Regions from separate parts of the Homo sapiens genome. Here region 2 is linked to region 1. The links are chromatin contacts, found by Hi-C or POLR2A ChIA-PET in ENCODE. All regions are on one chromosome and are shown on one strand. Each heading gives the region's core, a stretch centred on a gene start or an enhancer-like site at or near the end of the contact. The rest is flanking DNA. Distances are from core to core; before and after follow the strand shown. Region 1 holds the start of OSTM1 (osteoclastogenesis associated transmembrane protein 1). Region 2 overlaps SESN1 (sestrin 1).

Region 1 (5,036 bases), core at 774-3,273:
TTCCCCAGTTATGTAAAATGACAGATTTTTATTTTATTTTTATTTATTTATTTATTGTGAGATGGAGTCTCACTCTGTTGCCCAGGAAGGAGTGCAGTAGTGCAATCTTGGCTCACCCCAACCTTGGCCTTCCAGGCTCAAGTGATTCTTCTGCCTCAGCTTCCCGAGTAGCTGGAACTACAGACGTGTACCGCAATTCTTCTGCCTCAGCTTCCAGAGCAGCTGGGACTACAGGCACGTGCCACCACGCCCGGATAATTTTTGTATTTTTAGTAGAGACGGGGGTTTCACCATGTTGGCCACGCTAGTCTCCAACTCCTGACCTCAGGTGATCCCCCTGCCTCAGCCTCCCAAAGTGCTGGGATTACAGGCATGAGCCACCGCACACAGCCATGACAGATTTATTTTAAATAACAGGCTGACTTAAAGCAGGATCCAACTAGGTACAAATTTATATTTAGTGCAACTATAAACAAGTTTAGACAAGTTTAAATTTATGGAATAATTCCAACCACATTTTCATGAGACTACTTGCTGTCCCCGTAATACAAGAGGAACTTTCTCATTCTCCAATCCCAATGTTATTCCTCATGTTTTTCCTTTACCAAGCATATCCGGCCCACACCTCGTGACTCCCACCAACCCTGACACTCTAATCTTTTCCTAGTCTAAACTTTATAAAGTACTTAGGAGCAGGAATTGTCTGTTTTTCTTTTTAAAATTAAGTGCCTCACAGCAGCTACCACACACCTAGAGAACCCTTAAGGTATGAAGAATGAAGAGCAGTCTTACAATTTCTTAAAAATTTACCTCCCATTTACTTAGAGGTATTACTATGTGTTGTTTTCTAAAACCTCCTTTTATCCCCATTTTACAGATTAGTAAACAGGCACAGAGAATGTAAGTAACTTGCCCATAGTATACCGCTAATAAGCAGAGTGGAACTGGAGTCCTGGCCGCTAGCTAGCTCCAGACTGTTCACATCACTAAGATGAAGTCACAGGCAATATCTCTTTTAATTCTTCCAACAGCCGCATTAGGCAGATGTTCTTTCCACTTTATAGAGGAGGAAACTAAGGTTCTGAGAAGATAATTAATCCAAGGTTACATAGTTAGAAGTTGGTGGACATGAACATTTCTGGCTACAAAGCTCAAATTTCTAACCACTACCAGTGTCTCCACCCCACTTGTTTCAGAAAAGGATCCTTCCTGGCAACTCCAGGTGAAGATGAGAAGAAGCCGTGGTGGAGTGGGTGGAGGAAGAGCAAGAGGGTTGGGGAATCAGGACCCCCAAGAAAACCAATCACACCTATATGAACCAAAGATGTCCAACAGCATTCTTGGAAGCAAAAACCCAAATCCCAAGCCCCATAATGCCACCCCCTTTTTCTGATGACCCAACTCTACAGACTCAGTCCAACCCCTTTTTCTTACTGTTGGGGAAACTGAGGCCCCCAGCGCTGACCATCATTACACCCTCCTCCTTTCCCAACTCTCCTGAGCCACAGTCCCGGACGTGGTCCTGTACCCACCCCCGCGGCTCGGCTGATGTTGTCCATCTTGCTGACGACCTGTTGGAAGAGGGGGTAGCAGGTCTGACAGAGGCGCACGGGCCGGGCGCTGCGCACCAGACACCCTGTCAGCTCTGCGCTGCTGTTGGCGAAGTCCAGCAGGAGCTCCCGGCACTCAGGATCCAGATCCGGCAGGTCCGGGGGCAGCGACAGAGGCCCCAGCCCTCCACCCTGCAGGAGGGACAGGGACAAGTCCTCCACCTCCAGCAACTGCTGCTCCGACAGGAGGTCGTGGAAGACCCTGTGCGGACTGCTGCCGAAGGGGAGCGCGCCCAGGGCCAGCCCCGACCACAGCAGCAGCCCCAGCGGCAGCCACGGCGGCAACGAACACCTCCGCTGCGCGGCTGTCGGGCCCGGCTCCATCACCGGGCTCACACACCCCAGGGAGCCCACCGCCGCCTCTCCGCCCCCAGCCGGCACCGCGGACAGCCGCCGCTTCCGGTTTCCGCGAGCGCAGGCCGAGAGCCGGGTCACGAGGAGGGCGCGTCACGGCCCCGCCCCCTGCGCGCGGCGCCCCGCCCCATTGGCTGCCGGCTGCCTCCGGGCCGCAGGCCTTCGCGCGTGCGGGAGGGCGCCTACCCTGCGGCCGCGCGCTCTCCAGCCGGCGTTAGGCGCGGGGCGGGGCGGAGTGGTGCATTGGGGTATCCGTAGCCGAGGCTCGCCAGCCGGTGACCACGAGCACCCACCGCTTTGGACAATTGCATCTCGGGGGTCCTGACCCTTGAACGCCCAACCCTCTGGGAGTTCCGGGCGTCCTACAAGTTTCTTACCTCGCTGGACCGACGACGGCCTCCGCTGTGGAAATGGCCGTCGGCTGCGTTCGCAGAGAAACCCCGCTGGCCTGTGCCTCGGCAGATTTTCTGCATGGTGTTCCTTAGCGTAGTTTTTTCCTCATCCCATTTGGAGAGAGTAATAATGCCCGTTGGTTATTATAGGTGGTGGAGACTAGCGGTTTCCAAGCTTTTTGTTTTTGTTTTTAAAAAAACTCTCAACTGTCTGCCTCAGCGTTGTCAGAACTCTGTGAGATGAGGGAAATATTCTACATCTGCGTTATTAAGGCAGCCACTGGCCACATGTGTGGTGTTGAGCCGGCTGAGGAACTGAATTTTTAATTTAATTTAGGGCCGGCGCGGTGGCTCACGCCTGTAATCCCAGCACTTTGGGAGGCCGAGGCAGGCAGATCGCTTGAAGCCAGGAGTTGGAGACCAGCCTCGCCAACATGGCGAAACCCCGTATCTACTAAAAATACAAAAATTAGCCGCTGGGCGTGGTGGCGCAAGCCTGTAGTCCTAGGTTGAGCGGGGAGGATGGCTTGAGCCAGGAGGTCGAGGCTGCAGTGAGCCGAGATCGCGCCACTGTACCCCAGCCTGCACGACAAAGTGAGACTCCATCTCAAAAGTAAAAAGTATTTAACTTAAATGTAAGTAGCCACATCTGTGTAGTGGCAACTGTACTTGACGTAAGTCTGGTCCTACAGTGGCCAACAAGCAGGTTTGCTTGGAACTGAAGGGGTACCAGGGACGCAGCGCGTTCAGTGCTAAAGCCCAGGAAATCCTGGACAAACTGCTCAACTTGAAACTCCTATCCAGTTTCTGACATGCCCGAGGCAATAGCAGGGGACACTCTAAAAAGCGTCCTGATACCGTTGCCAGTCTGTAAAAAGAATTTAAGCTCATAACCTGGAAAACAGTTTTCTGACAAGTATCTGACCAACCAGGTTGGTAGAAAATTATTTCCGGGCTTTGTGTCATCCTGCTTTTCAGGGTTGTAATTTTTGCCTTGTAAATTGCAGAGCTGTTGCACTAAAGTCTACTTAGCTTAGGGTCCTAATTTATGTTTCTGAGGGTTCTTCAAAAACTTTTTTGTTGTTGTTGTGTATTTTGTTTGGTTTGGTTTTGAGACATAGTCTCGCTAGACTGCCCAGGATGGCCTCGAACTCCTAGGTTCAAGGGATCCTCCTGCCTCGGCCTGCCAAACAATTGGACTACAGGCACAGGCTGCTGTGCCCAGCCTGGGGGTTCTTATAGTTACTTTTTACCCCGTCTGTTTGGTTATTGTTTTATGTTCCTAAATTTGCTTGGGATAGCTAAATTTTGTTTCATTTTTGTTACTAAGAAACTGAATAGTAGGAAATTTGATTTGTGTAACAATAAACGTATTTCCAAAAGAGAAAATAAGTTGTCTTAAGTTTTGCAAAAGTCATCATGTAACTCTTAGGTCTTTCTATGTATTAGAATTATCTTTCTTTTAAATTCTTTCAAGCACCATCCTGTGTTGCAGGTGGATGTGTAAATTGTTAACTTCTATGGAAATCAATGTGCAGAACCAACAACCTTGCAAATGCACAAGCTCTTTGATGCAGCAAGTTCACAACCTTGTCATAGACACTTATTCATTACAATATTGTTTGTAGTGGTAAAAGGATGGCTTCAAAAAGCATGTTAAGGGGCCGGGCACGGTGACTCATGCCTGTAATCCCAGCACTTTGGGAGGCCGAGGCGGGCGGATCACCTGAAGTCAGGAGTTCGACACCAGCCTGGCCAACATGGTGAAACCCCGTCTCTACTAAAAATACAAAAATTAGCCGGGCATGGTGATGCATGCCTATAATCCCAGCTACTCAGGAGACTGAGGCAGGAGAATCTCTTGAACCTGGGAGGCAGAGGTTGCAGTAAGCCAGGATCACACCACTGTGCTCCTGCTCAAAAAAAAAAAAAAAAACTTAAGGAAATTACAGACACTTTCCCTCTTCCTTTCCTTTCCATTCCCGGAACAATTCAATCTTAAAGGTCAAGTAGAGCAAGATAGGCATCGGTGCTTGGTAGGAATGGGGTGTCAGAGGCCCAGAGAGAGGTGTCAGAGCATAGGTAAGCTGAAGAGGACAGTGGTGTGAGGGAGGGTGGCAGCATCAGCCTGATGCAGAGTATTGGGTTCTCAGTGGATAAGAAGGGTCTCCATGCAGAGGATTGGGCAGCAGTGACTGGGAGGTTGCTTACATTCAGAAGGATTGATGGAATCAGTAAATATATTAAGAATAATTGGAGTTCAGTTTCAGACTGTCAGAGAAGAAAGTTACAAATATGAAAAGAGAGAAATGAACTCTAATGTTGGATTAAAATTAGAAATAGTGCAAATTCATAGCTTAAAATACATAGTCATCCCTTGATACCAGCAGGGGAATGGTTTCAGGACCCCCCACAGATGCCAAAATCTTCAGATCCTCAAGTCCCTTACATAAAACACCATAGTATTTGCATATAACCTAACACATTTCCTTCCGTATACTCTTTTTCTTTTTTCTTACATGCTATTAAAGCATCCTCTTTATACTTTTAAATCATATCTAGATTACTTATAGTACCTAATACAATATACATGCTATGTAAATAGTGGTTATACTATGTTGGGTTTTTAATTTATATTATTTTTTATTGTTACTTTTTTTCTACTAGGAGATACTACTTT
Region 2 (5,380 bases), core at 1,978-4,477, 930 kb after region 1:
TGTAAGAGAATGCATTTTGCTTAAAAGTGGCTGCTGTATTTCAGATGCTGGATTATGAATGAATTACTGTGTTGTTAGTTCAAAATCTCAAAGCAAATGTAATAAATTTGTGTTTAAAAGTAGAAGCTGCTGTGTGAAACGCCTGTGCTTTGTTTATTATAAGGCCTCCTCAAGGAATTTTTAAGATAGTGGCTTGAACAACTTGATTAAATATTCCTAAATCATCAAAAAGTTATATATAACTTCTATAATTCTTCTATTCAATTCTGTGTCACTTCTGCTTCATTATCTATTTTGTAATCTTGTATAATTTTTCCTTACTTGACAATATATAATAGGCATTGTATTAATATATTCAAATCTTGTATCTTCTTGATAATATCTTTAATTATCTAATAGTATCTATTCTATGAAATAGATAAGACCAAAAGATGCATCTCTAAGAATTTATAGTGCATGGTAGACAATTTTAGAGAACATCAATCTACTTTTACTCTATTATCTCTATTAATAAATAGAACCAGAACTAGCTTAACATGGCATTTAAAACGTAACATAAAGATGCATAACAATGAGATGCCACTTCACACTTATCAGAATGGCTGAAATCCAAAACACTGACACCAATGCTGGCCAAGATGTGGGACAACAGGAATGCTGCTTCATTGCTGGTGGGAATGCAAACTGATACTGCCCTTTGGAAGAGTTTTACAGTTTCTTACAAAGGTAAACGTAGGCTTACCGTATTATCCACAAATCGCACACCTAATTATTTATCCAAATGAGGTGAAAACTTTTGTCGACAAAAAACAAGAAACAAAAACCTATACATGAATGTTTACAGCAGCTTTATCCGTAATTGCCCCAAACTGGCAGTAACCAAGATGTCCTTCAATAGGTGAATGGATAAACAAACTATGGCATAACTATACAATAGAGAATTATTCAGTGATAAAAAGAAATGAACTATCAAGTCGTGAAAAAGCATGAAGAAGCCTTAAATGGATGTTGCTAGATGAAAGAAGCCAGTCTGAAAAGCTACATACTTTTGTATGATTCCAGCTGTATGACATTCTGGAAAAGGCAAAACTATATAGAAACAATAAAAAGATGAGTGGTTGCAGGGGTTTAGGGGAAGGGGAAAGGGGGGGAAAGGGATGAACAGGTGGAACCCAGGGCATTTTTAGGGTACTAACTATTCCATATGATATTGTAATGGATGCGTGACATTAGGCATTTGTCAAAATGTGTAGAACGATACAATGCAAAGACTGAACCCTAATGTGAACTATAGAGTTACTAGTAATATATCAATTACAGCAAATGTACCACAGAAATGCTGTAACAGAAGAAAATGTGCATCTGTGGGAAGAGATTCAGGGGGTAGAAAATAGGAACTCTCTGTACTTTCTGTGCGATTTTTCTGTAATCCTAAAACTGCTCTAAAAAAGTCTGAAATGACTCCCAAGATATATTACCCCACTGCTTACCTCAATGTGTTCTTTGGTAATAAGCCAAGGTCTATGGGCTAACACTTTGTTAAGTTCTCCTAAATTCTGTAGTTTTTGAGGAGCATTCTCTAAACCATTGAGCCACTTGGGGTCCCCACCAACATGAAGGAAATCATTTACATGCAGGTTCACTAAGTAGGAGCACTGATGTCTTGCCGCAGCCTTAAAACAAAAAGATTATTCTAATTATAAATATTAAAACCTTGAACTACATATCCTTTTTATTTACAACATGCAAAAGAGCTAATTAAGTTTATTAGTATGTTTTCAAATTTTCCGTAAACTACAGAAATGCAGTTTTTATATAAACATTTTAAAAATTCAAATACTGTAAGAACCTTAGAAATATTCCAAGAACAAACAAAATATCTGATAAAAGTATTTGAACTTTAGACATTTTATCTATATACTTTCAGAACTTCAGATTAAGAAGAAACTTCAATTAAGGTGCCAATCATAAAATAATGGAATATTATTTACATCTTGAACAGGAAGCACCACTTATGTCAATGTGAACTATTTATAATAATGAAACAGAACTTGTGTTCTACTTATTTAATGAAGAATGGTTCTCAGCAATGTATAAATACTTGCTTCTTTTTCTGTTATACTTGAGAGCGTACTTATTTAAAAATAGGAAAAACAGAGACTGTGCAACAGGAATCATATTATATATCATAATCTAAGTATTTATCCCTGTGTTTAAAGCATTAACTGTCTCTTAAAGAGATTAATAAAAATAGGCAAAAACAATTTTTCACTGAATGTTTACAAACCATTATTCCAATGTAGTGACGATAATGTAGGGGTAACGGCCCATCCATTTGCAGTAGATAGTGCTGAGTTTTTAAGAAACTTTCTAAATATTGTGGGTGGAAAACCATCACTAACGTAATGTTATCCAAACGGCCCAAAGCAGCAAAAGAATCTGCAAATAAAGCATGCATCTGTGCGTCTTCACTCCCCACTTGGAGGATCTGTATAAATGAGAAAAACCATGGTTACTGAAATGGTAAATTGGTGTTAAGGGAAGAAAATATACATGCGCTACACTCTAAGTATCATTTAGAAGCAGATTAAATCTGGCTTAAGAAAGAGGGGTTACAAATTTAAACTCAACTGGTTGAAAGATACAGAAGAATAAACAGTTACATATTATATAGTAGGGGATAAACAACAAAGGCTGAACATTAAAGGCCATCTAGATAGGCTGCTTGCAGAGTTGGCCAGAATCCAGATAAAGAAGCAGATTTAGATTATCAAATTTGCAGAGCTTGCAAACAGACACTAAAGCCTTTCTTTACAAAACCGCCTACTCTCACTCAATTTAAGGAGAACTAAAATTAACTAATAGCATACACTTCTTATGAAAATAAAGCATAGATGCTTTTATACATATATAGAATTAAAGATCCAATCTAGCACTGATATCAGCCTGTGGAGACAGTCAAGACTAAGTAACTCAGGTTATGGGCACACCTAAACAACATCTAAATATAAGCAGATGTTGTATCACTGGTCAAAAACAAATCTTGGCTTTACTTGATTAAATATGGGTGTTAAAAACACATCATGAAATACTAGAAATCAACACAAGTACAACAGCTTTTTATTCCCACAGATTCACTGCCAAAGAATGATTAACTGCAACCAACTCTGACTAAAACATGTTGTTGACCAACAGTTCTTCAGATGCCAACATGTGGGTCATGAAAGCTCTTCCTTAAAAGCATACAGTTCACTATGTACTTTCACAAACAACGTACCTCCTTTTCTGGGATGAATCTGCTTGGTCCCTGTCCTAGTGGTCGAGGAATTCTAATGCCAAGTTCCTAGAAAAGAAAATTACACCATCTCAGGCCTTTGGCAGTAAACAAAATGAACTGAGGCTAAAGGAATGGGAGGGAAAAACAACCAGTCGAACAGAGACAGGCTTGTTTTGATGGTTTGTTTTCATGGCTGTATATACATACCAACTCTTCTGTTAGCATTACATAGCTAACAACAGCTTATAATACAACTCTGATTAAAAACAATAAAACCTGTTTCACTAAAACCAGAGTTTTGCATAAAGTACTTGGCAGAAAGTCTAGAACAGAAAGTTCAGCACATAGCAGCCAACCCTGTGGATCATCAGTGATACAAAATAAGACCAGTGTGTTTGTACATCTAAAACTCAACCAACCCAAATATCAATCCCTGTGCATCGTCAGAAAATGAAAAAGCAGTACTTCCACCTAGGTGTCTTAAACTAGAAAAAGTGTAATTATTATTACATCTAAAACAACACCTCACGGTTAGAATGTAAATTTATGAAAAATAAAAACTAAATTCACAAGAGACAGCACTACAGGGCATGTTTTCTCTGCAGTTAAATAATTTTAGAGAAACTCATTTTGTTTGTAAGTTTGCCTTAAATTAAGTTTTTTTTTATTTACAGGATGTCATCAATCTTGCCCATATTATATTTTAGAGAAGCTCAAATAATTGAGAAATAGTTTTCTGACATTTGACACAGTGACTCTAGAATCCTGTACCTTATGTGATGGTGTAGTATGGTTAACAAGAACTGAAAATCTGTTAGGGTTTCCTTTCCCTCCCTCACCCTCCCCATATAGTGTGTTTACAGAAACAAAACTAAAATAATATATTTCAACTTTTTGTTGTTTTGAGGCCTATGTCCTATCTAGTGTCATTTAAAAATTTTTTTTAGAATTTATACAATTAAAGATTAACCCCTTCACTCATATATATTATATATATAATTAAATACTCATATAATTCTACTCTCTCCTTACTGCTTTTAAAGTTCTTCATGATATAAACCAGATATTTTCCTTTTAAAGAAAAAAAGTGGGGATGGGGTGGGGGTGGGTGCACAGAGAGAAGGACATGTGTCAGCAATCCAAGAAATCTGGTCCCAGCAAATGAAAGTCTTTAAAGCAGAACAGGCTTTTAAAAATTAAGCAGGAAGGACAAAAGTGAAGGTAATCTTTATTAGGAGACATCAAGATTCAAAGTAGTTTATATTTGCCAACAGAATTCATAAAATAATATTTAAATAAAATAATCTTATACTGGAGGTTGGTGACTTCTCCCTGGTTAGTCCATCCTTACACTGAAGATAGTAATGCTTTAACATTATACCCTTCATTAGAGGAGGCACTTAATTCACTGGTCTGGCCACGTGTGTGTCTCAATTTTAACATCCTGTAATGAATGCCAGAGGACATCCCTGTTATTCAATATATAATTTTGGCACCAATAGCAGCCATTTATATACAATGATGACTCTTAGCTTTTCTAACTGCTGAATTTCTCATCCAATTACATACATTTGAAACAATACCTATTGGACAAAACTAAGGCTAAAATTAACATTTATCCCCTCTAATTTCTTTAATCTTGAAAACTGTCTTACTTAAACAAAATGTATTTTAGGAAAATGCCTGTTTCAAGGGTTTATTACTGTTTTATAACTAAGAGACTTGGGACTTTAGTATACGAAAAGGTGTCATTTCAAATGGGGGAAAATGAATTATTCAACAAATGATCTTGGGACAACTGGATAGCCATTCAGAAAAAAAGTGAAGCTGGAACACTATAACATGCTTTACCCCACAATAAATCAGAGTTAAATGTAAGAAAAAAATGAAAACTTAGAAAAAAAGCAAAAAACATTATAGTACTAGAAGAAAACACTCATGGAGTGCAGCAGGCCTAAGAATACCACAAAAGCCAAAAGTCATAAAATATAAGATTGATAAATTTAATGACATAAAAATAAAGACTTTCACATGGGAAAAATAAATATATACAAAGTCAAAAGTAAACAGAAAGCTAGGAATTATATTTGCCACTCAAATAAC

What was found. A loop is a pair of places that touch in the nucleus more often than their neighbours do. ChIA-PET counts read pairs that join two places held with the same protein, here RNA polymerase II (POLR2A). Pooled maps may share reads with other maps.
Region 2: a loop to region 1 is called in a map of gastrocnemius medialis, with 4 times the contacts of the local background. The contact joins the enhancer-like site here to the promoter of OSTM1 in region 1. A Hi-C loop is called at or near these places in 1 of 168 maps with a recorded cell type or tissue (gastrocnemius medialis) and 12 of 50 pooled maps. POLR2A ChIA-PET finds 5 or more read pairs at or near these places in 1 of 52 experiments (WTC11).

What each region holds. Positions count from the first base shown.
Region 1 is chr6:108,072,718-108,077,753 of GRCh38, forward strand. OSTM1 (osteoclastogenesis associated transmembrane protein 1) reads right to left here and starts at 2,024. Exons shown (of 6, transcript NM_014028.4): 1 at 1,533-2,024. The coding sequence starts at 1,934. RefSeq lists a silencer at 1,795-2,234.
Region 2 is chr6:108,999,001-109,004,380 of GRCh38, forward strand. It overlaps SESN1 (sestrin 1), which reads right to left. Exons shown (of 10, transcript NM_014454.3): 2 at 3,278-3,343; 3 at 2,288-2,488; 4 at 1,491-1,673. It also overlaps a transcript of ARMC2 not described here. Among named protein-coding and RNA genes, the nearest start is that of ARMC2-AS1, 78 kb to the left of the region's middle. Within about 2 kb of position 3,228, at least 7 of the 41 ENCODE cell types and tissues checked have a DNase peak (open chromatin) inside an H3K27ac peak, as active enhancers do; they include gastrocnemius medialis, where a contact is called at or near this core.